Linked DNA regions of Homo sapiens: region 1 is linked to region 2. The links are chromatin loops, found by intact Hi-C in ENCODE. Cell type or tissue: IMR-90. All regions are shown on one strand. Links, peaks and the distances in the headings refer to the core of each region. The heading gives the core; the rest is flanking DNA. Region 1 overlaps ALG9 (ALG9 alpha-1,2-mannosyltransferase). Region 2 holds the start of LOC644277 (a long non-coding RNA gene).

Region 1 (12,970 bases), core at 4,440-12,439, 390 kb before region 2:
GAATACTATGCAGCCATAAAAAGGAACAAGATAATGTCCTTTGCAGGGACATGGATGGAACTGAAAGCCATTATCCTCAGCAAACTAACACAGGAGCAGAAAACCAAACACCACATCTTCTCACTTATAAATGGGAGCTGAACGATGAGAACACATGGACACAGGGAGGGGAGCAACATACACTGGGGCCTGTGGAGGGGGCGGAGGGAGGGAGAGAGCATCAGGATAATAGCTAATGCATGCTGGGCTTAATATCTAGGTGATGGGTTGATCTGTGCAGCAAACCACCATGGCTCAAGTTTACCTATGTAACAAACCTGCACATCCTGCACATGTACCCCAGAACTTAAAACAATTTAAAAACAGGAAAAAAGATAGTTTTTGCATACATCTCTTAGTGCTATTTCTCATGTGTAAGAACATACTAAGCCTATTAATATTTCTTGACTGGATGGACAAATGGGCTTCAGTTAAAGAAACATTGAAGGTCAGGTGTGGTGGCTCACGCCTGTAATCCCAGCACTTTGGGAGGCCGAGGTGAGTGGATCACTTGAGGCCAGGAGTTCGAGACCAGCCTGGCCGACATGGTGAAACCCCATCTCTACTAAAAATACAAAAATTAGCTGGGCGTGGTGGTGCATGCCTTTAATCCTAGCTACTCAGGAGGCTGAGGCACGAGAATTGCTTGAACTCGGGAGGCAGAGCTTGCAGTGAGCCGAAACTGCACGACTGCACTCCAGCCTGGGCGACAGAGGGAGACCCTGTCTCAAAAAAAAAAAGAAAGAAAGAAAGAAAGAAACATTGAATAAATTGCTTTTGAGCATTAATCTTGTTTCATCATAGTACTTACTGTCTAATTAGGCTGCAGACACACAAATAGATAATTACAGGACAGTGTTTTATGTGCTACAGGGGAAAGATAGGGAATCATAGGAGCATGTCCTTCTGGTGGTGTCAAGAAAGGTGCGGCTCTTGAGCTGAGCCTGGAAGGAAGAGTAGGAGTGTCCTTAGTAAATGCAAGAGGGGTACATTTCTGACAAATGGAATGTCAAATATAGGGACTGCTGAAGCAAAAAGATTGAATATTGAGTTCTTTATAAAAACTTATTTTTACAGCATTGGTTGGATTTTAGGTAGAAACTATTCAGACATGAGCAAGATGATTTCAATCACTCCATTGTGGTTATAATCATATAAATGTTTACCCTTTCTATTGTTCCTGGTTTTCTTTTTTTTTTTTTTTTTTGAGATGGAGTTTTGCTCTTGTTGCCCAGGCTGGAGTGCAGTGGGGTGACCTCGACTCCCCGCAACCTCTGCCTCCTGGATTCAAGCAATTCTCTTGCCTCAGCCTCCTGAGTAGCTGGGATTACAGGCATGCACCACCACACCCAGCTAATTTTTAGTAGAGATGGGGTTTCTCCATGTTGGTCAAGCTGGTCACGAACTGTTCCTGGTTTTCAAAGGGACCTTTCTACACTTTCCTGGCTAGGTAGCATGTATTAGTGAGACATTCTAGACTTGAGCTGACACCTTTCATTTGAAGCTGGGGAAAATAAAGGGAGTACATTTTGAAAGATATTAATTACAATATCTTCTGATTATTGAATGCCTACTGTGTGTCAGAAGTTATTCACATACCATCTTTTTTCACTCAAAACACTCTGAGACAGGCCTTATTTATTTGTATTCCTGGATGAAGAAACTGAGGTTGAGATGGTGGGGAATATGCCACATAGTTAAAAAAGTAGCAAAAGTGGGATAAGAGTCTAGTGTTGTCTGACTTCAAAGCCCGTGTTCTTTGCACTGAAAACAAGACCCTTAGCAAAACCCTGGAGTTTGGCTACTGAGACTTTACCAGAGAATAAGCTTACTAAAGCAGAGAGCATGAGTTGAGGGTGGGAGAAGATAGGATCCAATCTATAGAATAGGTGGAAAATTATACCTTTGAAGGTTTGTGCATTTTGGTTTGGAAAGTGATCAGGAGCCCCTAGCGAGCTTGAGTGGCAGAGTGACGTGCACACTGGCAAGTTCTCCTTTTACATGGGAGCGCTGTACCAGACCCTTTTGTTGAAGAAAGAAGGAGTGTTTGGATAAGGTAAAGAACATTTGGCACTTAGAAAATTTAGAATAGGATAGACTAGAATTGTGAAGTCTTAGGCAAAATGTCTCTGTGGGGTCAGAGATCAAGAGGCGAAATTTAGTGTTGCAGAAAAGAAAGTGATTGGTCTTGTCACTGATTTTGCCCCTCATAACATTTCAAGTTCTCAGATGTTGATGCTGGCAAGTATTTTTGTCTGGTGAGTGAAGAGTGGTGCTCTCTGCTGAGGAGTGCACAGGCCTGGAGAAGGCATGGGAATACACTTACAGGAAATACTCTTGCCTCAGAAAGAACAGTGAATCTGCTCAGGTTGCCACTTTGCAGCTTAGGACAGGATCCCATTGCCTGTTTATGTGTTTTATCAACATCTGTCTGATCACTGGATGGAAAGTTTCAGACGATACCCGCAAATGCCCTCTGTTGGGAGGCCCACAGGTTTCCATAATTGCAGTGGCAGAGGAAGAAGCCCCAGTGGGGTCTTATCAGTCCTGCTTAGAATTCACTGCCAGCCAGAACTGTTCTAGAGCCTTTGCTCTTTTGTTAATCATTTCTCTTGAACTTAGTGGCTTTTCCCTCTCGGTGGTACAAATTTGACATTTATAAGGATGTCTTACTATGATTTAGTTCCTACAGGTCTATAAAATTATAACTTTGGGAAGTAGTTCTCCTTCATTCAATCTATGGAGCAGTAAACATTATCCCTTCTTTTAGCTTCTTTGAAAGCTTCCCTTAGCTCATTTGATTGAAAGGACTTGAGGCACTTTCCATAAAGAGGAGGATGGGTGAGTCACTCCCTGCAGAGACCCTGCTGCCAGCTTTCCTTCACCTAAACATCTTGCACCAGTTCAGCGTTTAGCTTGTCATTCTGACATGGTTTTTTGCATAGTTCAGCTCTGATGTTTTCTGAGCAGCAGCATTGAATATCTCCCTGAAAAGAGATAAAAGTTTATACCCTTTGCTTTCCTAAGGCAGATGTGTCATCAAGCAGGGGAGGACTCTGGCTGATAGAAGTCACTCTTTTTGTTCCCTTTTGCCCTTGTTTTTAAGACTGTTGACACTTGAACCTTCTTCACTTTTGGCTTATCCCCCAATTTTTGCCCCATCTTTCAGGGAAATAACAGTCTGTTATGAAATGTTCACAGCCTAGTTGGAAACTTGATTTATGAGCTCTGAATACATAAAAATGATTGCATTTACCAGCTTAATACTTTTGTTTCCTCATCTCAGAGTACAGTATACCTAGATAAAAAGATAGCTGTAACAGGAGGGTATAGTAAATTGTGTTAGAGACAAATATTTTCTGGAAGCTAAAGTGCTTTCCTGAAAAAAACAGTCTGTATTTGCAAATATGAAAGAGACAAGTGGCTTTTTCCTATTGGTGCTTGACATCTGTAATAGATAATAGAAAGGATAACCCCTTTTCTGTCTGGTCACTCTATGGTTTTTCTTCACAAGCTCAGATTTCCAGAATCCTGTTAAGAAAAAGGTGAGTCAGAGGTTGCTAGCCCTGCTTCCGCACTGGTGGTCAGGAGAGGATTGTGCAAAAGCTTACCTCTCTGGAAATTGGATCCTAAAGGACTCAGTTTAAAAAATAATGTTGTTAAATTCTAATTAAGATTCAGAAAAGACATTTTTGATTTGAAAATAAAACCATCCGTTAGTTTTCTATAACCCAAATGCATATTTGTAAAGAATACAAGATTAAAATGTCCCTAATGAACTGGGCCTGGAATAGGACCTCTGTTCATGAATATTCTCTATCATTGTATTGAGACAGGAAGGAGTGAGCTTCCCCCAAAGGTGACGCACAGTTGAACTTGAACTTTTCCTTAGTGTAACCTCCCTCCCTCTTACTTCTCCCCTAAATGTTTCTAGCATTATGGGTTTGGTTTCTAATCTTATTTTGCTGTGCAAGCTGCAAGAATGTCAGGTTTTTCTGACTATTCCTCTGCCTTCTGATTACCCTTTTAAGCAATGCTGATTGCAGGAAATTGCTATGGTGCAAGGCGGGTGTCACAACACACAGTGATTAAAACCCGCATGTGTCATTCACTTCTTGATTGAAGTAATCATACAGAGGGGAAAAGCAGATGAAAAACCTGCTAAATGTGCAGAGGGGGTCTGTTTCTCATCATTTGGGTGTAAGGATTTTGAGTTAAAGAATAAAAAATAGTGTGAGTAAGACTTGTGTTTTTAGTGATTTTGCTTCATTCTGAATCCTTAAAGCTTCTCAGCAAGGCCTGGGCCTCTGAACATGATCTAAGAAAAACGGGTTGTTGCTTTATACCAAACACATGTTGCCCAATGTACGCGACTATAAGTGGTTGAGCATATCAAGGGGAAAGATGCTAGAATGTAAATGGGACAAGCAGATGAAAACAAAATGGGAGATGCCTGAATAGCTCAAACTAAGTTCCTTATTTTTATTTTTATTTGAGACAGGGTCTCACTGTGTCGCCCAGGCTGGAGTGCAGCGGCACGACCACAGCCCACTGCAGCCTTAACCTCCTGGGCTCAAGCAATCCTCCCATCTCAGCCTTCCTAGTAGCTGGGATTACAGGCATGAGCCACCACACCCAGCCACCAACTAAGTTTTTTTATCACTCTTTCCTTTGGTCTGCGCGATCTTGAGAGAATAGTTAAATTGAAATGGCAGTTTTATTATTTTAGCCCTATGTGGCTCTAAAGCGATTTAAATTATTTGGTGCTTCTCAAAAGTATTAGTTCCATTGGGGCATAGCAATTTGGGCTAGATATAGTGGTCAGTATAGAAAATACAGCTAACTATTTGAAACTTGATTTCTCCCTAAATCCTCATGACCAATCCCATTCTCTTCCATCTCGCTCTTGTGCTTCTTTTGTGTAGCTTAGCATGGGAAGAGTGGGCTGTGCACTCTCATTCCCATGAGGCATAGGATCATCAGTGTTATTCCAACAAAGAACATTATATGTCAAGCACCGTAATAGGTGTTAAAGGCATCCACTAATGATTTCTTACCTTTATGTCTCCCTCAGGTACAGAACCCTGGTATTTCTATTTAATTAATGGATTTCTGAATTTCAATGTAGCCTTTGCTTTGGCTCTCCTAGTCCTACCACTGACTTCTCTTATGGAATACCTGCTGCAGAGATTTCATGGTGAGTGGCATAAGAGATGGTAGGTGTTTTGGGAGGAAAGAGCAAGTAATGGTGTATACCAAGAACTGAAGGAAAATCCTACTTACTTTATTTTCCACATTCTTCCTATGGAAATGGTTGGCTTACTGAATTTTCAGTCTGTGTTTGTTGATCCATTGAACCCTTGTGAAGATTTGGTGAATTGTGGCAAATTAAATTGACAGGAGGAAGAGCTTTATTATTGCTTTAAGTGAGGAAGTCAATATAATTTACACAATCACCCAGGGAAGTAAAAATATTTATAAAATCTCAGAAGGAGGCCGGGCGCGGTGGCTGACATCTGTAATCCCAGCACTTTGGGAGGCCGAGGCGGGTGGATCACCTGAGGTCAGGAATTAAAACCAGCCTGGCCAACGTGGTGAAACCCCATCTCTACTAAAAATACAAAAATTAGCCAGACATGGTGGTGGATGCCTGTAATCCCACTTACTAGGGAGGCTGAGGCAGGAGAATCGTTTGAACCCAGGAGGCAGAGGTTGTAGTGAGCCAAGACCCTGCGCCGCTGCACTCCAGCTGAGCGACAAGAGCAAAACTCCATCTCAAAAAAAATCTCAGAAGAGAACAAGCCTATTTGAGTTTTCTATCTTTTAAAGAAGTGTATATTAACCTGATAGGTTGCTTAAGGTAATCCACGAGATAGTACTTCAAACGAAAGTATAAAATCTGAACCATACAGGGATTTCCCCAAATTTGATAGTGAAGTAAGGGAAGCTTTGGACTTCCTCAGAAGCATGATGCTTTTCTTTGTTCCTTTTTGTTTCTGTGTCTGCCTTATTGGAGAAAGTTTGGTTTGTCGTTTGCTTTGCTTGCTCTGATTCTGTAGTGCACAGCTGGTGTTTTCTCAAGTTGTCGTGGCTCTGGATATCTAGTGCCTCTCATTTCTTTTATGGAAGACAGATTTGAACAGAAATTCATATGAGGTTTGGAAAAAGATTTAATTTCAGACTTTGCAGTCTGATTTGGATGCCATATGATCAGTTCCCCCATCCCACCTCCATTCTGCTTTTCTACTATTAATGGTTTATAATGAGTTCGTTGTATTATAAGAATATTAGAGCAGCCTTCAGAGTCACTTTTCTTTGGTGTTAGGACTTTTGTTTCAACGTAGCCATAATGCCATTATCCTAATAAAATTATCAGTAATTTCTTAATATCATCTAATACCCATTGATTTCCTAGATTGTCTGAAAAATAGCCTTTTATAGTTAGTTTAAAGCAGAATCTCAACAAGGGTCACGTACTGAATTTAGTGTTATATTTCTTAAGCTTTTTAAGAAGACCCCCATCTTACTTTTTTTCTTTCGAAGATTTCTTTAAAGAAACCAGGCCATCATCTTGCATAATGTCCCACATTTTAGACTCAGCTGTTTGCTCCCTTGAGGTGTTAACTTATTCCTCTATCCCTTCTATTTCTTAAGGATCACTTTTTCTTTTTTTGAAAATAGCTATTTTTCTGACTATAAAAATAATTTATGATAGCTGGGAGCAGTGGCACGTGCATATAGTTCCAGCTGCCCGGGAGGCTACGGTGGGAGGATTGCTTGAGCCCAGGAGTTCGAGACCACTCTGGGCAACATAGTGAGACCTGTGTCTCTGTTTTTAAAAACAACAATAATAATTATTTATGCTTGTGGAAAATTTGGAAATGCTTGTAACGTCAGTAAAAAAACAGGATATTAAGCTGTTCTCTACAGTATGATAAAATTTTAAGTATAAAATATTGGTTTAAAATGCATAATGTATGCACATATCTACCTAGTAAGAAAACATTTTCTGTTTTTTTCTTTATATTTTTATGTGATTTTAGAATAGAACCAATACTTTTTTAAGAGAAAAAAGACCAGGCACAGTGGCTCATGCCTATAATCCCAGTATTTTGGGAGCACGAGGTGGGAGGATTGCTTGAACCCAGGAGTTCAAGACCAGCCTGGGTGAGATAGCAAGACCCTGTCACTACGAAAAAAATTAAAAAATTAACCGGGCATGGCGATGCACACCTGTAGTCCCAGCTACTTGGGAGGCTGAGGTGGGAGGATTGCTTAAGCCTAGGAGGTCAAGGCTACAGTGAGCCATGGTTGTGCCACTATGCTCCAGCCTGGGTGACAGAGCGAGACCCTGTCTCAAGAGAAAAAAAAAGTCCCCCAAACCATAGAAAATTATTAAGAAGCAGGAAAGAAATTACTCTTGATTTCATCATATCTAGCTGTGGTTGTGATTTTGTATATTTTATGGAGGACATTTCAAAATTTTTTGCCTTATTAAAAAAAGATTACTCGTTAGCCTTTAAGGTACAGAAGAGAAAAGGACTGTTTACTTGTGGACAATAAGTGGATTTATTTTCTTCTAATTAAAAAACCCCACCTTAGGCCAGGCACAGTGGCTCACGCCTGTAATCCCAGCACTTTGAGAGGCCGAGGCGGGTGGATCACCTGAGGTCAGAAGTTCAAGACCAGCATGACCAACACTGTGAAACCCCATCTCCACTAAAAATACAACAGTTAGCCTGGTGTGTTGATGCATGCCTGTAATCCCAGCTACTAAGGAGGCTGAGGCAGGAGAATCATTCGAACCTGGGAGGTAGAGGTTGCAGTGAGCCGAGATTGTGCCACTGCACTTCAGCTTGGGTGACAGAGAGAGACTCCGTCTCAGAAAACAAAAAACAAAAAACCTCCCCCTTAAAATATACTACCTAGAAAGGTATATATTCTAAATTATTATCTAAAATCCCATAATGTCTTAGAGCAAAAGTTGAAACAAAATCTTGTTATTGTAGTTCAAGAATTTTTATCCTTAAAGAATTTCTACAGTGAAAGTGATAGCCTAGGAATGCTAAATTAGGCATAGCTAAAGTGGATCTTGACGATAATCCTGATCTTGTAAACTGGCTTACTGTTAACATGGTGGACACCAGGGGGCGCTGTCTATCTACCATTTGCCCGCATTTGCGTTGCTCATTATCACTCCTGTAAACGCAGTAGGAGATGCCTTCACTGTGGGTTGCAGGCTTATCTCTCATTTCTCATGTACCTAACCACGGGAACTTTCCAGCAGGTTCTTGGGTTTTAGTGTTCATTACATTCCTTTAATTCTTTCACATGCTTTAAGTACATTTTTGTTCCAATTTGGGGATCCGGAGTGGATGAGTATTGCAAAATGGAGAGAAAACAATCACTGAACTTCCTTTAAGAGCATTTTTATGTTTGCCTTGAAACAAACTCCGTCATTTGTGGCTTGATGAAAACCAGTAATGAATTTGAGAATCCAACAATTTTGTTTTCCTTTGATCCATGGCTATTTGAACAGACTGATTGGTGTATAGATAAGAGACACCAATTAAACAGAACATTGGAATTAAAACCCCAGAAATGAATTTATGTTATGCTTTTGGTTAAACTCAGGAACTTTTCGTCTTAGTGGCAGGACTCATTAAAGGAGACGGCTTATTTTTCCTTCATCTAACGTAGAATTTATTAAGTTCTATTAGCCATTAACTTGACATTTATATGTGTCCTAACCAAATCTAGTATTGTGCTTGTTGTTAGAGTTTAGATCTCTTGGGAGAGCTAAGGAGTATATTCTTCTCTCCTTTTGATGCCTTTATGGCATTGGAGAAAGTGTGAATACAAGAGTAGAAACATTCTATGGAGTGTCCTAGGGCATACTCCTAAATTTGAGATCAAGATAACACTAAAACTAAATATGTTGTTTTGTTCTAATATAATGAAAGATGGGTATTTTTCTGTGTCTTGCAGTTCAGAATTTAGGCCACCCGTATTGGCTTACCTTGGCTCCAATGTATATTTGGTTTATAATTTTCTTCATCCAGCCTCACAAAGAGGAGAGATTTCTTTTCCCTGTGTATCCACTTATATGTCTCTGTGGCGCTGTGGCTCTCTCTGCACTTCAGGTGAGTTTCAGGGAGAAGTGTATCTGCCTCATTCTTTTTTACTTATTAAATAATTGCTCACAAACTTAAGTGCAAATTACAGAATGCTTCCACCTAAGATATTTTATCCATAACATTAAACCTGATATAGATCATATTATTAAACCTTCTTATATTGATTGCTTAGCTGTTTACCATACTTGTATTTGCTGATTACATGTTTGCAGTGTTAATTTGTGTGTTACTTTGCCTCTGTTACCAACAGGAATCCAATTGCAGAATTCCATTCTGTGGCAGAAGTAATGGAATGTCTGCTCTTTGAACTGCTAGATCATAACAAAACTTGCTCAAGAGTTTGGGATCACAGCAGGCAGTTCACAGTATGGGGCACTTTGTAATCCTGGTTGAAAACCTGCCCAGGTCAATTCTCTGGCAGAGCTCATCTTAACTCTGTTTGAATATCTCTGTACTTACGGCTTCAGTAGCCTCAGAACCCTGTATTGCCCTCTGCTACCATTTGCAGTTGGCAGAAAAAAAATAATTAGGATGATAGGTTTTTTTCTTAACAGGTTTTTTGAGATATAATTCACAAACCATACAGTTTACCTATTTAAAGGGTATGATTCAGTGGTTTTTAGTCTATTCACAGATGTGTGCAGTTGTCACCACAGTCAGTTTTAGATCAAAAACCCTGTACCCTTTAGCTATTGTTCCCCCATTCCCTTTCTCATCTCTCACCAGCCCTAAGTAACCATTAATCTACTTTCTGTTCTTATAGATTTGCCTATTCTGAACATTTCCTATACATGGAAACATATGATATGTGGTCTTTTGTGACTGGCTTTTCTTAACATAATGTTTTCAAGGTTCATCAATATTAGGTGATAGTTTTAAAAAATAATTTTAATTATAAAAGTAATTGAACTTTATTGCAGATAATTTAGGAAGTAGTAAAAGAAAAATTAGTCACATTAACCTAACAAAAACTCCTCCCAGCATTTTTGTATATCATATACCAAGGTTTGTTATAGTTGTAATAATAAGTATACATGTAACTTTATATCCCCCCCCCCCTTTTTTTTTTTTTGAGACGGAATCTTGCTCTGTCGCCCAGGCTGGATGGAGTGCAGTGGCGCAATCTCGGCTCACTGCAAGCTCTGCCTCTCGGGTTCACACCATTCTCCTGCCTCAGTCCCCCGGGTAGCTGGGACTACAGGCGCCCGCCACCACGCCCGGCTAATTTTTGTATTTTTAGTAGAGACGGGGTTTTCACTGTGTTAGCCAGGATGGTCTCGATCTCATGACCTTGTGATCCTCCCGTCTCGGCCTCCCAAAGTGCTGGGATTACAGGCGTGAGCCACCGCACCCAGCCACTTTATATCCCTTTTAATTTAATATTGTAACATTCTCTGTGCTTATCATTTTAGTAGCTGTAGAATGTTCTGAGTTGGATATAATATATAGCATTATTATGTAATATGTAATATATTGACTTGACTTTATATAATGTAATTATTGGATATAATTCATGGTAGAATTTAGGTTGCTCATTTATTCAGTATTATGCTAGGATAAATATCTTCATTTAGATATTTAGATTGATTCCTCAGGATAGATTCCAAAAAATATGAAAAAGGTTCAAACAGATTTATGCCATTTGTTATATATTGGAAAATTGCTTTCTGTAAGTAGTTTCTGTCTAGAAGGGAAGGAAGGAAGGGAAGAAGTCTGAGTAGAAGGTACTCAAAGACAGCAGAATTCATGCATGTGTGTTTATATTATATTCATCTAGTTTGTAAAGTCATTCAGCATATAATTAAGAGCATGTTCCTAGTGTTCTATAAGGGGAATTCTTTTTTCTTATTTGGTCATGAGACCTTTTTTTGATACTAATAGCTTTGATAAAAACTTTGATAGTAAAGATTAGTACTCATTATATCAAAAACAAATTGGAATACTTTATATATCAAAACTACCAAAAAAGCATTGCTTAAATATTTAAAAAAAATAACTTATTAGGACTATAAATGCTAGCAAAATATTCAAATAATTTTCCTATGAAGCTAGTGAGATTTTATTGTTGGCAAGCCCTCTGCCTGGCCAAGACTACAGGTAGTCTTAGAGGAGTTGGCTTTTATCTTAGAGTTTGGAGTAGGTACCTCACTGTTGGCAAATGCTCAGATCCCTAATAGAACCTCTTTTTTGGCTTCGCTCTTGATGTTACTGTGATGTCTTGTAATTATGTATATTCTACAAATTATATTTTCTTTTATCAGCACAGTTTTCTGTACTTCCAGAAATGTTACCACTTTGTGTTTCAACGATATCGCCTGGAGCACTATACTGTGACATCGAATTGGCTGGCATTAGGAACTGTCTTCCTGTTTGGGCTCTTGTCATTTTCTCGCTCTGTGGCACTGTTCAGAGGTAGATCTTCTAAGAATATCTTAACCTACACTGACGAGTCACTTGCTCTTAGGTTTTACTTGATTCATGATTATATAATACATATTTGGCTTATACTAAGAAGCCATTTCTAAAAAGAGAACCTGTAGACTTAATATTAATGAGTGGCATATGACTTCTGTATCTTAGGATTGAAGAGAAGATTGAGAATTCCTTTTAGTGTGATTAACTGTACATTTTTTGTCTATTTTTGTTGTTTTTTTCTTTTAATGGATGCTGATAAATTAAGGAAGCCTTAAACTTAAAATGCAAATTTGGGCTAACATTTCATGATTATATTCTTTCTTATAATCATTGTTTGGATCCATAATATTAAAAATATGCTCAAGGAAAATGAAGGTAAAAAGAAGAAGGAGCATAGAGAGGGGCAAGAAAGCCAATTATTTTTTGCAGAATAGGGCCTCTGCTGTAACCGTGTTCCCAGCTAGAGAGACATTTTATACCTGCAGAGCAGGCTTCATGCTGGAATGGCTATGGCCCTTCCTGCCTTTTAAATTTCCTGTGGCTTACAGTGCGACATTAATGAGCAGTATAATTAAAGTGAGAATCTCATCTTACTCATCTCTGGCTCTCACTAACTGTTCTCCCTTCCAGGATATCACGGGCCCCTTGATTTGTATCCAGAATTTTACCGAATTGCTACAGACCCAACCATCCACACTGTCCCAGAAGGCAGACCTGTGAATGTCTGTGTGGGAAAAGAGTGGTATCGATTTCCCAGCAGCTTCCTTCTTCCTGACAAGTAAGTTGTCCTTTAATTCCTAGGGTTTTAAATGAAGGAGTAAATAGAGCAGTTCTATATCAGTGTCTTCTAATTTTTGTTTTCTTTTGGAGTTTTCACAGAGAGTTATTGAATTATCTACCACGTCGGAGAGCTGTGGGGCCTGTGTACTGTGTACCTGCCTCCTGTGTTCATTAGGCTTATTAGGCTGAGGGCTGGGTCTAGGTAGACATTCTGCACTGCCCATAACTGCAGGTGTCTGGGGACTTCTGAAAATGCCCTGGGTCCTAGGCTTTTGCCAGTGGCTCTTCGTGGGGATTCATATTTACATTTCTATAATGATCTGATGTTAATCCTCTTCTAAAAGTGGTCTAGAAACTCCAGCTAGAAGAGAGAAGACATTCTTGACCCAACAGTAGTGAAAGTTCTCCACCATTATGTGGACACTGGGGAAGGCTGTGGTTAAAATGTCTATACCAGTTTCCTTTATGCTTTCTGTGGTTCTGAGAGCATAGGCCCTAAAGTTCTTTGTAGTTTGCTTCATTTGGCCAGAGAAGAGTCCTGTGTAGGTTAAAGGGAAATCTGGTTAAGATGAGTCATGTTGCTCCATTTGAGAAATGGC
Region 2 (16,311 bases), core at 4,097-12,096:
GATGGATTTCATTCCCATGGTTGAGGGAGAAAAGGACTCCAAACTTTCAAAGAGAAAACTGTGCAATCTTGGCAGATGGGTGGGGACTGTGAGGTGGTGCCTCTGGGCCTCACCTGCTGCTCAGCGCCACTTTCTGCCGTGGAGTGGAGCTCCTGGCTCAGGTGCCCCAGCTGTTCCAGTAGCTGCTCCTCCTCCTGTTCCTGGTGGCACCAGTACTGCTCCTGGGCTCTCAACTCCTGCTCCAGGATGTCCAGCTACAATATCCAGCCTGTTTAGGGCTTACTGGCTTTTTCTGCTCATGGCCCCACGTGGTCCAGCCGTAGATCCCCAAAGTTTCACAGGGTAATGGCCCTCCCTGACCTTGGGTATCTATGACTAAACTTGGTGAGGCCATCAACTTGGTTTTATTTAATTAATTAATTTATTTATTTTTGAGACGGAGTCTCATGTTGTTGCTGAGGCTGGAGGGCAATGGCGCAATCTCGGCTCACTGCAACCTCTGCCTCCCAGGTTCAAGCAATTCTCCTGACTCAGCCCCCCAAGTAGCTGGGATTAAAGGTGACTGCCACCACACCCGGCTAATATTTTTGTAGAGACGGGGTTTCACCGTGTTGGCCAGGCTGGTCTTGACCTCCTGACCTCAGGTGATCCTCCCACCTCTGCCTTCCAACAACGTGGTTTTAGCTAGAAAAATAACCATACATTTTCTTCAAGCTCCCTGGTTCCTCCCTCCCTCCTGGTGACACCTGCTCCAGAGTCCCCCATGCCTCCTGCCCCCACTCCTCTCTTGGGAAGTCCAGAGGAGACAGGCACGTGGCGGCAGGAAATTGTTCTCACCCTCCTCATATCGTGAAGACATACTGACCTGTGAAACAGTGGTGTCAGGGCTAGAATTGAAATTTCTTGGCTTCTAACAAGAACCTTTTATTTATCACATACCTTTTATCACAGTTTCTGAAACGTAACCAGACTGAGAATGTATGGGGGCCCTAAATCATTTTCATTGTGGTGGAGATCTGCCAATGGCTGAATTACCGCAATAACCTCCTGACGGGGCTTCCTCTGCTAGTCTGGCCCCACTCCCATCCATCCTCCGCACAGCTGCCAGGGAGAGCTTTCTAGAACGCTGACTGTACCTACACATACATAAACATAAAAATAAATGGGAGGAGGTGTGCCAACTTGTGAAGTGGCTGGGTTTGGTGGGAGAGACAGGGGGAGAGGTAAAGAGTGCCTGGATGGGGATGCCATGGGGGTGTTGACTGTGGGTGGAGGGAGAGGAATGGGCAGGAAAGCTTTTGCTTCTTCATTGACATACTTTAAAATTGTATGAGTAACTTATGTTTTGTATTGTTTCATATTTTCAAAAATTTAAAGTCTTGCATTTATATTTGATTATATCCCATGTCTGAGAACCCTTCAGCAGCTCCCCGTGGCTTTCATGATAGAAGATACATTTCTCATACTTGCTGCCTTTGCATTTGCTTTCCCCGAGGCTGGAGTGACTTTCTCTGCTGTCTCTCTGCTGCGTGCATTACCTCATTTGGGAAGCCTTGAGCTCTCCTGTGTGTGTTGAGATGCCCTCCCCTGAGCTTTCTTAACACCCTTGTGAACCACCCACTGTTTGGGACCCATGGCCAGCCAGTTCCTTGGGAGCCCTATCTAGTTGTCCTTGTATCTCAATGCCTAACATGTTGCCTGGAACACAGCTCTCAATATGTAGTTGCTGAGTGAATGAATGAATGAATAAATGAATACAATAAACCCCCCTACATACCAGACCAGGGTCTCTCACTCCCCGAGGTAAAGCCTCCAGCACCTGGACAACGGGCACCACCACTCTGGCAGAGAGATCCGTTTGAGCTCCAATGACAGGACCAGGCTTTCTAGTCCAGGGGTCTATGGCTTGAGCCCCAATCGAGATTGGGATTAGACCTGTGGGATGCCAAGCCCACCACTGGCTTTAGAAACCAGAGATGGGGAAGGAAGGCAGGTCCTTTTTCTGGCAAAAAGGAAGCCAGAAGAGCCCCTGACCTCCTTTTGCCCTTCAAAGGGCTCTAAGCTGGATTATAGGGCTCCTGGTGGCCACAGCCCTGGCGTGGGGGTGGGTGGTGAGTTTCTGAAGTGCTGGTCTTTGAAAGGACCCAATAATCTAGGGGAGACATACATGATTTATGGTCCTGGGGTTTTGGAATCTTTGGGCACCTTTAATTTTGGGTCTCAGCAGCCCTAGCAGAAGACCAGAATGACCCCTTCCCTTGGCACATGGGTACCCCTCCTGAGCTTTAGGGGGTTTTCTCTCCCAGAGCTAAGTCACATTCCTGAGCTCTCAGAGGTCCAAAGTTCTCTCCTACCTTTGCCATCAGCGTCTTCCATTGAGCCTGCCAGCGGTGTGGCATCGCCAGAATTCTCATCATGCTCCATGCCCAGGATAGGCACCATGAGCCCCGAGCCCTCAGGATCTGGGATCTCCATTCCATACAGGGCTGGGGCCCACAGCTCTGTCCCAGGATAGCGCATCATTCCCAACACCAGGGGGAGAGGGAGTGAAGAGGAGGAGTTGCGGGTTAAGCATCACCCTGAAGTCTTTCCAGGTTCAAAGTACTACGTCCCTGACCAGAGAGGCTTCCCTGCAAACACTACATTTGTTTTCTTTAGGCTCAACTTAGCATTCTGAATTCAGAAAGGAAGAAAGGACAATGCCCTAATGGCCTGTTTTGGAAGAAGCAAGTGGGAATTGAGTGGCATCAGACCTTTTGAGAAGCTGAGAACAACTTCTAAAAGAAGGGGGCTTGTGTTCTTGAGCACCTGCCATTCCTCAGAATCTGAACTCAGGACTCTGTAGAAGTTATATTTCACTCAGTCCTACAACCCAAGCTATAAAGTATGCACAATTTTTTTTTTTTTGAGACGGAATCTCACCGTCACCCAGACTGGAGTACAATGATGTGATCTCAGCTCATTGCAACCTCCACCTCCTGGATTCAAGCGATTCTCCCGCCTCAGCCTCCCAAGTAGCTGAGATTACAGGCTCCCACCACTATGTCTGGCTATTTTTTGTATTTTTAGTAGAGACGGGGTTTCACCATATTGATCAAGCTGGTCTCGAACTCCTGACCTCAAGCAATCCACCTGCCTCGACCTCCCAAAGTGCTGGGATTACAGGCGTGAGCCACCGTGCCCGGCCAGTATGCACGATTTTACTCTTCCTTTTAAAAGATGGTAAAACAGTGGCAGGGAGGGGTTAGTTTTAATAACTTGCCCAAGGTCAAAGAGTTAATAAATTGTGGGGCAGGTCTTCAAACTCAAGTCAATTCTGACCTGGTTCTTTTTGTTTTGTTGTTATTTGTGGGAAGAGGGTAATTTCTAGAATGAGTGAGATTAACTCCAGGAAGATGCCACTCCTACTTCTCCTTGCCTTTCCTTGTATCAGGGCTGTCGGTGGGAGGTGGAGTTTTGGGATGAACTCCTTTCTTGCGTTTATTCGTGGGAAGTGGAAGACTGCTGCAGAATGAAGGTGAGAAGGGATTGAGGACTCAGGAGATTCAGGCTTTGCAGCTAGAGGACCCCAGCTGGGCAACTCATTTAACTCTCTGAATGTCAGGTTTCCCACTCTAAAATGGGTATCATAGCACCTGTTGGTGGTGTTTCATGAGCCATGAAGTAACAAGAGAATGTATGCTCCATAACATAACTCAATGGCATTGGCAAGAAATTAAGACAGGGAGGCAGTCAAGCACTCATGGGGTCGGGGTATGAAGTCATGGAGTTCCTTCTCTCTTCCCTTGGTCACGCATGTGCATGGCCAGTAGGGCTGCAGCCCTGTCCCTGAGCTTATGGGCCTAGGAGCATCAAAGCACCAGGTCATTCTGGGCCCGAGATATCGGGGCCTGAGAGCCTCTGGCCCAGATTCATCCATACCTATCCTGCCACCACTGGCTTCAATGTCATCTGCTGTCACCAGCTGCCTCTCCAGCCTCTGAGCCTGCTGCAGGACATGGTGCAGAGTCAAGGCCAGTGGCTGTCTCATGTCCTTAATGGCAGCCTCCAGAGTTTCCTGTACACCCGACTCTGGACTCTCCTGGCACGGCTGAAGCACTGCAATCACTTGCCTCTGGGCCACTAGCACATTGGTGTCCAGCAGGGCCTGTGGCCCTCCCATATGGGGCAATGTCTGGCCCTCTCGTCAGGAAGCCCCCTGGAGCCGGACTGTCTTCCTGCTCAGTGGCTCCACAAAGCTGTCACCAGGCAGCAAGAGGTTCCCCGAAGCATCTCGCAGCCCTCCCAGTACAAGTAGCTGAGCTGGAAGAAAGAAACCAAGGGGGCAAGGTGGGAGAGGGAACCAGCAGGGATGTAGGCAGGTGTGGCATAAGGGGAACTAGGGCACAAGGGTGGAAGTGAGCTGTGGGAGGGAAGGAGGAGGGGGAGAGGGAGGGGGCAGGGGGTAGAGCATGGTGGTGACAGGTGGAGAAATGGTCCTTTTTGGTTGAAAAGTGTCCATTAACTTTATAGAAGTACCTTGCTTCTCTTCCCCTCCCCAGGGGCACTGGAGTAGAGATGGGGAAGGGGAGAGGGAAGGTTGGGGGTAAGAGGCTGAGAGGATGAAGGGTGGAAAGAGGGTCGTGGGTGGAGTTTGTGGCTCAGATCAGAACATGGAGGGTGTAGGGGGCTGAGAGGAAGGGGACTGGGAGGCCAGGCCAGGCATGGAGGAGGGCGAGGGAGGACAATGCTGAGGGCTGCCGGGAGACCTGTGTTTTCATCCAACCCGACTCCCAGGATGGGCGAGATGCCTCCTGTGACTGGATCCTCCATGGGCCCCCCATCTCCAGAGGGGCCAAGGTCTTGGTGAGAGGATTGCAGTATGTCCTCCCAAGAGTGAGCCACTGCCTTGTTTGGGGGTGCAGATTCACAGCCAGCACGGGCACCTTGATGCCTGTGACGGGGTCTGTCATGAGAGCCCCCAGCGGGGACGTCCTTCTTGGCTGCAGGATGGGCAGGTGCGTGGCTGGAGGGGAACCTGTGGTGGGACTGGTTGGGTAGGGCACATAGGGCAGGATGGCAGCTTCTGATGTTCGGACACCACCTGGACAGGGATACAGGGAGCTGTTGGTACCCTTTAATGCACCAGCCTCCTTCAGCCCTGCAGAGCAGGACAGAGGGGCCTTGGGACCTGCCTCCTTTTACCATGCAGCTCATGGCACCTTCTGGATCCAGCAAGAATGTCAAGATGAGGAGGGGAAGGAAGTATTTACTACTCTGCTGGTCACCAAGCCCCACTGTCCAAGGAGAGAGCCCTGCGTCCTGTGCTGTGCTCCCTGGGAGCTCATTCCTGAGAGTCCCAGCAAGCCCTGCCTCATCTCTGAAGCCCAGAGCTGAGTTGGGGATAGTCAGTGGGCCAGGGGCTCACCGGCATTGGTGTCCATAGTGGGCACCAGGGTAGCTCTCAGCAGATCATATCCCAGGTGTCCAGCCTCGGGCAGCACCCTCCCAGTGTCAGGGTGGATGAAGTAGCCAGGGGGTATGGAGCCTGCGTGGCCGCTGGCTGGAAGCATCAAGGAGTTGGGGCCAGGGACCATCAACTTGGTGACGGGGTTCACACTGATGTCATCAGCACCAGGAGGGCCTGCTGGGGCTGCAGGAAAGCAATCATTGCCTGCTCAGCCCTGGGCTGGGGGCCGGTGGGAGAGGGAACATGCGGGGACTCCCTTGGCTGGTGACTGGAAGGAGCTGGTGAGAACTCCTCCCCAGCCTCCACAGACATTGTGCTCCTGAGGGGGCAGGGGTCTCATCTTTGCTAACTCCAGAGCAGTATTCCACGTGCCATTGTGATATCATTGCGCAGGCCGGCAGAGACTGGAAAAGCCTCGGGAAATGGTGGCAACAGCCTACAGGGGGGCTACGGGATTCCCAGGACTCAGCAGGCCTGCGAGACCCCAAGACAGGTTCATCATTTACCAAACTTGGCCGTTTGCCTTCATCTGCCAGGCTTTTATTTTCAGGAAGTGCCTCCGGATCTATAAAGCTATGACTTGCCATGGCTTTGTTTCTTCCTTGGTTCTTCCCACTTTCGAGGCTCCTTCTTCTTTTGGGCAGGCATTGCATGGGAAGCCCCTCCCGACCTTGGGGTGTCCGCTCTGTTTTGCCCTCTTCTACCTCTCCTCCCCTGCTGGGTGTCTGGGGGTGGAACTGGAGTTTCTACAGGGCTAGTTGCCCTGATTCAGGGCCAGGTTTCCTGGGGGGCCCTGGCTGAGGCCCAAGCAAAGCTCACCTGGCCTCAGTAGCTCCGCCCCAGTGCCGGTGCCCAGAATGCCCCAGGCCTTCAGGCGGTGGCCCTCCTGCAGCACGACCTGGGACAGGTGGCCCAGCACCGTGTCCAGCTGGGGAACTGCCCTGCAGGGGCACAGGAGCAATCAGGGGTGGGAAAAGGACGTTTTGTTTTGGCCAGTTCCGGGACCCCCTGCAGCCACATTCTCTCCTCCCCATTTCATGTCTCCCTAAGTCTGATCCAGGTTGGCCAGATCCACACTTTTCTGGGTTCTGCCCAGCCGGAGAGGATTTCTCTGACCTGGAGCCCATCTGTGCTTTCAACTGCTGCTGAACCTCCCTCAGCGTCGAGCAGAAAGAGGCCCACTGCTCCTGCCTCCCGAGGAGGTTTTGGCGAAGGAGCTTGAGTTGGTGACGAAGGCTGGCTGCGTACTCGCCTGCCAGGTGCCTCCTCCGGCTGGCCTTCTCTTCTGCAGCCCAGGCAGCTGCCTCAGCAGCCTGGGTCAGAGACAACCCTGCCTGCTCACCTGCAGGCGCTACAGCCACCAGGGACAGCAAGCTCGGGGACACCCCACTCACCTTGGGAACTCCAGAGTTATTCTGGACAGGCATGGCAGCAGCGGCAAAGGGGATGAGAAATTCCCAGAGATGGTGGGAACTGTAGGTAAGAGCTTTAGGGCCAGGGAGATGGAACAGGTTGGGGAGGTGCTAAGGGAGGGAGCCTGGACCTCAGTGAGGGGAGGGAGTTGTGTTTGGGCACAGAGACCAGAGAGGAAGGCGTGAACCAAGCCCACCTGCTGCTGCTCCCTCTGCACGCTCCTCAGAAGCCGGTTAGCGGAGGCTGGGAGGCAGCGCCTTGTTCCCCACAGCTGCTGGAGAGAACGGGCTTCACCCAGAAGTTTAAGGTAGAGGAGTTTGAGCTGTGAGAGAGGGTGGATTGAGTGTGTGTGAACTCTGTTCCCGGAGCCACCCAGCCTCTCACTGTTGTGATTGCAGCGCCCCCTGCTGCCAACAGCTGGAGAGACTCCAGAACCCCACCCCCCAACCCCCAACCCCCAACCCAGACACTTGGAAAGAGTGAATGAGGACAGACACTGGCTCGTCCCAGCCAGTCTCAGCATGCACATTCTGCTGGGGAAGCCCTGGCCCAGTTTTGGTACTTGGACTTCTAATGTATTCTTTTTGCTTCTAATGCCTGCCATCTACTGGCATAAATTTGCTCACCTAGTTGGGCTACCGAGGACTAGGGATGGAGATCTGAGAAGGAACTCCAATGGTGGCCTTGGTAGAATCCCTATTACTGGTCCGAAGCCCTAGGTTTCATGAAATCAGTTCTAATTTTAATCTGAAATCCTCTATCTCCCCTTCCCATATACTCTCCTTTATTCTGATTCCTTTAGGACTCTATGTTCCATATTCTTTGGACTCTATGTCCTATAACCAACTCTCCTGAAGAGGAGACTCTTTCTAGCCCCACATGTTCCTCCAGTCTTGGGTAGAAGTGTTGCCTGGAGCTGCCAGTTACCTCTTCCTTCGTGTGGCTGAGTTTGGCTGTCACTGACAGAGACTGCCTGAGGCAGTCTCCAAAGAAGGCCTCTGTGTCAAACCACTCCAGATCTACCTGCTCCTCAGCCTCCCAGCTCCCACCTGTGGGGGTCGGAGGGAAGAAGGATTATCCTCCTGAAATGCAAATATGAGCTTCCCTACAGATCTTCCATGCATCTTCTTCCTATAGAGCCTCAACAGTCCAGGCACAGTCTTGCTACTGAAAGTGTAGTTCTTGGGTAAGGAGCATCAGTGCTACTGAGGAATTTGTTAGAAATGCAGAATCTCAGGCCTCATCCAAGACCTACTGAAGCAGAAGATCCCCAGGAAATTCATATCTACATTAAAGTTCTAGGAGCACAAACAAATCCCAGTGTGGCTGTCTGAGGACCATGCTGTGAGTAGCAAGGATAGAAGGGGAACCCTTCAGTGTGACATACAATAAATACCTTCTGCAACTTGCTCCTCTAGATAGTACTGGTCACTGTGTAACTTGGCTGCTTTGTACACGGTTATACTATGTTTCTTTTGGAAAGTGTGTTTAGATGTCTCTTTCCTGCTCTATATTGCCTATGCCTAGTGCCCGGCAGTGTTATGACATACAGTACCACTCAGAAAAGATTTTTTGAGCAAATCAGTGGATGAATGAAGAGGAATTGAGAATTGAGCAATCTTGGAAGATGGAAAAAAGAAGCAGGAGCTGGCTAGTTGGATTTGGGGGTGCCTCTGGGATTCTAGCCCACCTGTCACTCACCAGGACCCCCCTCAACCCTGGGGGCGTCAGAGTCTTGGTGAGATCGGCCTCTCCTTATTGACATTATCCCAGTTCTTGGGGAAGTGTAGGCATCGAGGTTGCATTCTTGCTGATGTCTCCTGAAGGTGGGGTGGGGAGCAGCCTTCCGAGCCCAGCTCAGGCTGTGACACTGCATCTACAGAGTACATAATGGGGAGTGGGAAGGGAAGGGCGAGCTGAGGGAGCAGCATCCTTCCTGAAGACTCTGAAAGGAAACAGGTCGCACTTCACCGTGGTTAGGGAGCACCTCATCCTCTCTTGCTTGGACTAATTGTTTAGGTCTCTGTCGTTTTTCCCCCTCTGATCCATCTCTGTCCTCCACCCTACTGCTAGAGTACAAATAAAAGTTGGACCAGGTTTTCTCACTTGCTGAAAGTTCTTATCCCTTGCCTAGGGGTTAGAGTCCAAACTTCTTAGCAGGGCCTGGAGGCCATCCCATTTTAGTCTCCCTCCCAGTTCCAGCCTTATCCTTGTCCTCACACCTCAGCTCCAGTCATGGGAAACCCCGTTTGGTCACCAGAGGAGATGTGTGTTGTTTCATGCCTATGTGCTTGCTGTGCTCACAATACTCCCCTTCTCATCTCTGTTCCTCCTCCCCACTGCGTACCCCCTCCTCAACTTACCAACCCTCTGGTAGTACAGGGACCACATTATATTAATAATTCTCCTGTTTCAAACCTCATTCAGGCATCAACTCTTCCGGAAAGTCTGTCCTGACCTCCACCCTCTCCAGGGAGAACAGTCAACTCCTGCCTTGGTGTGCACCCTGGACATGCTTTAGCTAGCTCCATTATATTTGCTGACATGTATTTGTTTCAAGCCCTGGAGGCTTGAAACTGCACCTTTGTCACCTTTGCATCTTAGCAACTATTAGAATGCTTATCATAAACAGGAATGGAAGACCCACTTATAGGGGATTGGAGAGGTGGTCTTGTGGAGTGGTTAAGATGTCGCTTGTCTGGCTTTACTCAAAGCCCCAGGAGCAGCACAATCTCCCCCAGGAGTCCTGGCCAGCCAGACCTCTTCAGGGCCTGGGGGATCCTGGCGATGCCAGTCTGGATGAGATACCTGGGAGTTGTGGAGGCAAAGGGCCCTTCCCCACAGCACTGGCCCCCTGGCGGGAGGGCCCGGACATAATGGATGGAAAGAAGTCTGTTCAGTCTTTGTCCCACTGTCTGCCAGAGACTGGCCACAAGACAGAGTGGGACCCACGCCGGCCAACACCGACCAAATAGTTGGATGACTGTGTAAACCTGGGGACTGGGAGGCAGAATCAGAGTTTTCCTGGGAAACTTGTTCACATCAGATGACTCAAATCAGATGACTATCTGTATGAGGGAGCTGTGTGCATGTTCTGGGACTAAGCCAGTAAAACCTCTTGGATGTTGTGCTGACAGGGAGATACTAAATGCTGTGTGTGGCACTAACAGCACACCTGGATCAGTGTGGTGGTGCAATGTGCAGGTCACACAGATAAAACCATGCATAGGTGGGCTTGGCAGATGGGGGTCGGGGGGAGACAAAGTGGAGGATTGGGAGAGATAGCCAGAGGTCCTAAGCCGCTCAATGCCATTGATGTCCCTGAATACATACTTGTGTTCCCATCCTCTCAACCTTCCCCTCCTTGCACAGCACATGCTGGGTTGCTGTGAAATGAACTTTGGCATCCCAGGACCATCTGTTAGCATTGTGGGACCCTGAAACTGATAGGGACATCAGGGCATCTCCTTCCCTGCAGATCTGTCTGAGCTGGTTATGAGGCAGTATTTATTTTTTTTTTGAGACAGAGTTTCACTCTTGTTGCCCAGGCTGGAGTGCAGTGGCACGATCTCGGCTCACTGCAATCTCCACCTCCCGGGTTCAAGCGATTCTCCTGCCTCAGCCTCCCAAGTAGCTGGAATTACAGGCATGCACCACCATGCCCAGCTAATTTTGTATTTTTAGTAGAGACAGGGTTTCTCCATGTTGGTCAGGCTGGTCTCGAACTTCCGACCCAGGTGATCTGCCCTCCTTGGCCTCCCAAAGTGCTGGGATTACAGGTGTGAGCCACCACACCTGGCCTGCAGCAGTATTTTTTAAAGAGAGGGGAAATAATGGGATAATGTCTTAAATGAGGCAAATTATCGTAGACAAACCATCTTCCGATGTCGGTTGCTGCTCAGACGAAAGACATAAATGCCCGGCTTTTGGAACTGCTGCAGAAAGAGGCTGAGGCTTTGCTCATAGAGCTGGGACTCCTCAGCCAGGGCCCGGAAGCGCCGCCAGTCATATTGCTCCAGTGTGTTATAGAAGTGGCCCCTGAGGAGAGAGAAAGGAGGGAATACGTTGCCTTTGGGAGTGGTGGCTGATGCAGGGGCATTTCCTCTCTAGGGCCTCCATGATGATGGGGCTGTGGTCTCTGGACACTCACAGGTCATACTCTGGGTAATGCTCATGAGTCACCAGGAAGGCCAGGGTATCATTGACTTGGAGGCAGACTGTGGGGTTTCGGATGCCTGGCTCTGGGGGCAGCAGATCCCCAAGATGTGTGGAGTTGAGGCTCAGTGACCAAGAAGAGTCCAGATGTCCTTCCCTAGACTTTCCTAGGTAAGATTCAGAGAATGAGGGAGAGCTGCCACTCTTCAGATGGGTTTGTGCTGGGACCTGGGAAGGGTAGGGGAGGGATAGGAGGGGCAACAGGTGAGCTGCGATGCCCACCTGGATCCTGGTCTGGACACCTGGGATCCCCGAGGGGAAGGCCTAGGGAGTGTAGTAGCTCACCATCTGGTCAGGTCAGGCCCAGGAAGCCAAGCGCTAGAACAAGCAGGGATTCCCTCTGACCCTGCAGGGACCGGGGTAAGAGTTTTCCCAAGAGCATGTATATAATCAGCAGCTGTTCAGCCTGGTTTGCACGTGGTAGCTTCAACTTTCTGAAACATTGAGGGGGGTCAGAATTTGCATGCAGTTCTCAGGGAGCCCTCCCTAGGGGAGTGGTTGCCCTGTCAAACCTCAGCTTCTGGTCATGGGACAGAGCACACGCCCTGGTAAGGACAAGGCTTGCATGTGTGTGGTCCCGAGCCACAGGCCTCCCTGTGGCCTCCATCTGTCCAGCTCTCTTACCATCCATCTTGACCACATAGAGGGGGACAGACTTCTGCCCTAAGTCCAAGTTGCAGGGATGGCCCACAGCACGTGGTGGGGAAGGCTGGTCCAGAAGGTAAAAATCCTGGAAACGAAAAGAGGCAGTGTCAGATCTTCCCTCAAGACACGGAGTCACACACTTGCCCAGTAGGAAGGGAGGGCGAACACAGCCCCTTCCCTGAGCTGTGTCTGAGTGTCCTGAAAGGACACAAGGGAGGTGGGGGTGGGAATAGTTCCAAGAACTCCATGGGGCAGGGGCAGCCTGGAGTCATGACCTCTTGGACAGTGTCCCTCTTCTTTCATGAACACAATGACCTCTTATTCAAGGAGTTTTGTAGGATGAAATAAAATCAACAAAGGGGCCTTGCTCTGGTTCTGAGCCTCTGATGTTGGTGAGGTGCCAGTGATGTGGGCCAGGCAGCAGCAGCCTCTGGACCCTGCACATAGGCATGTCCTGCATGCTCCCTCTTTGGAGGCAGAAGTCACAGGCCCTGGCTCTGCATGAGGTAGGACCTCAGAGTACTGTACCTGACTCCCCATGCCTTCAGTGACAGAAATCTGTGGGATGCCATCAGGGCAGCTGAGCTGCAAGATGTGTCTCTGTCTCTCTGGGCACAGAGGGCTGCACATTCTGCTTGACTGTTGTCCCCAGCACAGGCAGAGCCCCAGGGCTTGGGTCATGTCCATGGGCATCTCCTGGTGTGGCACACACCTGCACAAAGACTCAAACTTCTTGGGGACACCTCCCTGGGGAAGCTCTTCCTCATTCTCTCCAGCTGCTTCTAGGAACTGCCTGAGAGTGCAAAGTACTGACCTCTATATTTCCAGAGAGGGGCAATGGAATGAGCCCAGTGGCTGGAATGGTGGACATTTGAATGGGAGGGTGGAGGGGCAGGAAGGCCAAGGACATAATAGATGGGCATTCTCCTACCTCGTGGGCACAGTGGTCATTCCACTGAGCCTTGGTCAAACATAGCCCCTCCTGATTCCAGTGGCTCCGTCCTTGCAGCTCCTGTGTTCCCACTGGACACAGCCCATTGGCTCTCCAAAGTCTCGGTGGCCCGGGAGGCAGGGGTACCGACTGTCACTGGGCTGGGGGCGGGGAGGGGGAGGGAGGAGTGCTGGTTCATGTTGGTTGGTTAATACTTCGTTGTGGTGAACCATGCCCAGGTTTTTGGCTGTGACCCTTTTGGAAATGGGCCAGAAGACAAGGGCAGGGGCGGGGAAATGAGCAATAAACAGGGCAGGGGAGGAGTCAGGGGGAGACCAGCCTGTTCTGGTAAGGGTCTGGCTGGTGCTATCATTTCAATAAAAAAAGAGACTTGAGACATTCAGCAAAGGAAGAATTCACATGCACATTTGTTGGCTTGCAGAGAACGTTCAAGTTGGAAGGGCTTGGGCTAGGATGTGTTTTGGAAGTGATCGTGGCAAAAAGCAACATAAAGTCTGTCATTTTCTTGGAGAAGGCGAGCCAGATTTAGCAAATGAAAACACAGGTCACCCAGTTAAATTTGAATTTTAGACAATTTTTTTTTTGGGTATAACTATGTCCCATGCAAGACTAAAAAAAAGTTTGTTATTTATCTGAAATTCAAGTTTAACTGGGTACCCTGTATTTTATCTGGCAACCCTATCCCCAAGTCACTTGGAAACCTGAGCCAACCCTGGTCAAGTTACACCTGAGCCGAGTTTGACTTGAGACCAAAACAGTCCTGGAAACGCAGCCTGTCCTTGGGCCCCCCTGCCAGAGGACATACTTGGAACACTCGCCCAGGCCCCCGGCAGACACACGTGTCCTTGCCCTTCTCTGGCTGGGTGGCCTCTGAGCCACAGGGGAAACAGGCATCCTGGCCGGGCCAGGGGTTGAAGAACCTGGGAGGGCAGAGGTGGCAGAAGGAGGCATTGTGGGGTCCTGCTCCGGACAGGAAAGTTCCCGGGGGACAGGGAGCAGGTGGTGAGTTAGGACAGAGACTACCTGTAGGGGGACAGCCATGCAGTAATTAGGACTAAGACTTAGCTTCCAGGAGCGGTGGGTCACCCACGATCCCACAGGGGCACAAGTGGACCCCTGACAGTGCTCTTCTCCCATTAGGGGGCTTCTGAGCCCTAGCCCAGCCCAGGTGTCTCATAAAGCCAGCATCTTCCCCCAGAGCTGTTTTTCTGTTCCCCACTCCTCAACTATACCCCCAGCTCCTACCCTCTCTGCATCCTGGTGGGTCTCGCTCTTCTTTTGCACGAGGCGTCTCATTCCCGCAGTCCTGAGGGTTCTCTGTGCTCAGGCATGTGGCACTCTGGAGGGCATGGCAGAAGACAGCTATGGAAGCCCATGTCACTGGGGTGCCCTCAAAGGGGAGCATCCTCACCCTTGGGTGGGGTGACAGTGGCAGAGAGAGAGGTAGGCATAGAAGTAAGAGGGTGGACAGATGCTGAGAAAGACCGCTGGGGAGGCAGATGGAGAGTTAGAAGGCAGCAAAGCACAGAGGCCCAGTGCCAGCAACACTATGAGAAAACAAGATGAGGGTGGCGGTACAGGAGAGGCACAGGGACAAGTGGACCCAGGATCCCAACTCAGAGAGAAATGCCCAGGAAGGGCAGCCTCTGCCACCCATGGGAGCTCCGGGATGCACTCACTGAATATTTCATGAGGATGAAATCTAAGATATGGATCCTCTGAGCAGCTTTGGCCCAGACAACTTAAGTGTCTCCACTCTCTTTTTCCTACCTCCCTGTCTTCCGGGAACCTTCCTCTCCGGAGGAATGCCTCCATCTGCCGCCTCTGCTCTCCACGGTTCTTCTCTATCTCCTATCTCCTTTTCCTTCCTAGAGAAGCTGGTGGGGTGTGTGTGCATGCGTGTGCATAACTGGGCTTAGTGAGGGCAAGGGACATCTCAGTTCCCTTCTTCTGCAAGGCAAAGCCAGCCAGATTCCTTTAAGTACTCTCCGTGTGTGAAATGCTGCAGGAGAGATGCAAAGGAAATAAAACCCGAGGCTTCTGCCTTTGGTGCGTGTACAGCCAGGTTTCAGAGACCCATATGGTTTTAGCTTTAGAAAGGATGTTGGAGATTATTTAGTTCTCTTCTCCCAGTTTATAAAGAAGACTGCGGTCCAGAAAGACTGAAAATTCAGGCAACCAGTCAAGTGCTCTTAAAGAATATGCATACCCAGAAAAACTGGAAACTGTAAAACTGCCAGTGAATCCTTGGATAACCACATGATGTATCGGATAAAGCATTCAGCAGGTGGTGGAGAGAAAGGCTCAGGTCCTGGCCTTGTCATTAATTACTTTTCAAAAGGGCAGAGGTGGCAGAAGGAGGCGTTGTAGGGTCCTGCTCCAGAGAGGAAAGTTCCCGGGGCACAGGGAGCAGGTGGTGAGTTGTGACAGAGACTACCTGTGGGGGGACAGCCACGCAGTAATTAGGACTAAGACTTAGCTTCCAGGAGCTACATTCTTTTTTTGTAGTAAGTCTTTCAAATCCAGAGTGCATTTGGATATGCAGCATATCTCAGCTTGTAGTAGCCCCATTTCAAGTGCTCAGTAGCCATAGGTGGCTGGTGGTTACCATAATGTTCAGCACAGGCTGACTTCCTCCCACAAAGCCACTTCTCTTCTGGGTGTTCCAGGCCCTTGAGTGTCCTTCCCTGCACATCTCAGTCATCTGCTTTGCCTTTGTTTGTCCAGATGGTGGCACTGTGAGCTTGCAGGAAGTGGTGAGCAGGGCGTGGAGGAGTCCAGTGGAAGGAGAAGAGGAAATGCTGTTGCAGGGGAGGATGTGTGTGTGTGTGTGTGTGTGTGTGTGTGTTTATTGGTGTCATGATCTTAATTATTTTTTATAGGAAGTAAGATTAGCATCTGTGTAATGTTTTGCAACAATTCCAAAACGTTCCTGTCCCTGCCAATCACCTGAGGATCTTTTAAAGACAGAGATTCTGATTCAACAGTATGGGTGATCTGGGGTGGGGCCCAAGATTCTGCCTTTCTAAGAAGCTCTCAGTGAAGGCTGACCTCATTGGACCATGCTTTCAGTATCAAAGTTTTGCGAGGAACTTTGATATGCACCACGCTTTTTGGTACTCACAACTACCTTGTGAGATTGACATTGTAATGAACCCCACTTATTGTGTTAAGAAATGGAGAAACAAAAAGATGAAATCACTTGCCTAAGATCATACCAGTAATAGGAGGTGAGGCCAGGGTAGAGCCCAGGTATTCTTGCTCTGAAGCCTGTTCGCTCCATACCAATCACATACATTTCCCAGGTAGTAGAAAGTAGGTTCACGTTGTCAACCTTCCTTCTGCTCTGGGTAGGTAGGTGGGAAAGCTTCCTACTGCTCTGAGGTCTTAAGGGATGTTCTGTAACCTTGTGGTCTCTCTATCCTGTTTCTATTATAATCATGGCCATTAGCTCTCTGCACTTCTCCTCCCTTCTGTGAAATCCATCTCAAAGGTAACTTCTTACCTGGTGAGTGGGACAAGGAGGTTGTACTTGGCTGGTGAAAGGTCCTGGGGGCCTAAGTAGGTTCAGATTACTCCAACTGGCGAGAGTAGTAGAGCTGGAAGGGATCCTAGGGGCTGTGTCCTTCAGCTCTTT

The links. A loop is a pair of places that touch in the nucleus more often than their neighbours do. Peaks named below come from ENCODE experiments on the same cell type or tissue, not always from the same donor. Only the 100,000 strongest peaks of a DNase experiment are listed, where the experiment ranks them.
Region 1: it touches region 2 in a loop (10-fold over the local background); 28 of 110 quality-filtered maps call a loop at or near these places.

Annotation. Positions count from the first base shown.
Region 1 is chr11:111,836,867-111,849,836 of GRCh38, reverse strand. ALG9 (ALG9 alpha-1,2-mannosyltransferase) reads left to right here. Exons shown (of 15, transcript NM_024740.2): 9 at 5,114-5,236; 10 at 9,028-9,182; 11 at 11,438-11,588; 12 at 12,222-12,369. Among named protein-coding and RNA genes, the nearest start is that of ALG9, 28 kb to the left of the region's middle. RefSeq lists an enhancer at 10,334-10,835. In IMR-90, for the core only: a CTCF peak has its summit at 8,196 (motif pointing right); a DNase peak (open chromatin) is centred at 8,236.
Region 2 is chr11:111,445,836-111,462,146 of GRCh38, reverse strand. LOC644277 (a long non-coding RNA gene) reads right to left here and starts at 12,809. Exons shown (of 4, transcript XR_001748381.1): 1 at 12,654-12,809; 2 at 11,702-11,807; 3 at 10,738-10,900; 4 at 8,602-8,738. It overlaps LOC107984386 (a long non-coding RNA gene), which reads right to left and starts at 16,283. Exons shown (of 3, transcript XR_001748382.2): 1 at 16,180-16,283; 2 at 13,920-14,013; 3 at 13,503-13,594. It also overlaps a transcript of BTG4 not described here. RefSeq lists an enhancer at 15,316-15,495. In IMR-90, for the core only: a CTCF peak has its summit at 7,247 (motif pointing left); DNase peaks (open chromatin) are centred at 7,236 and 9,916; H3K27ac peaks cover 302 bases.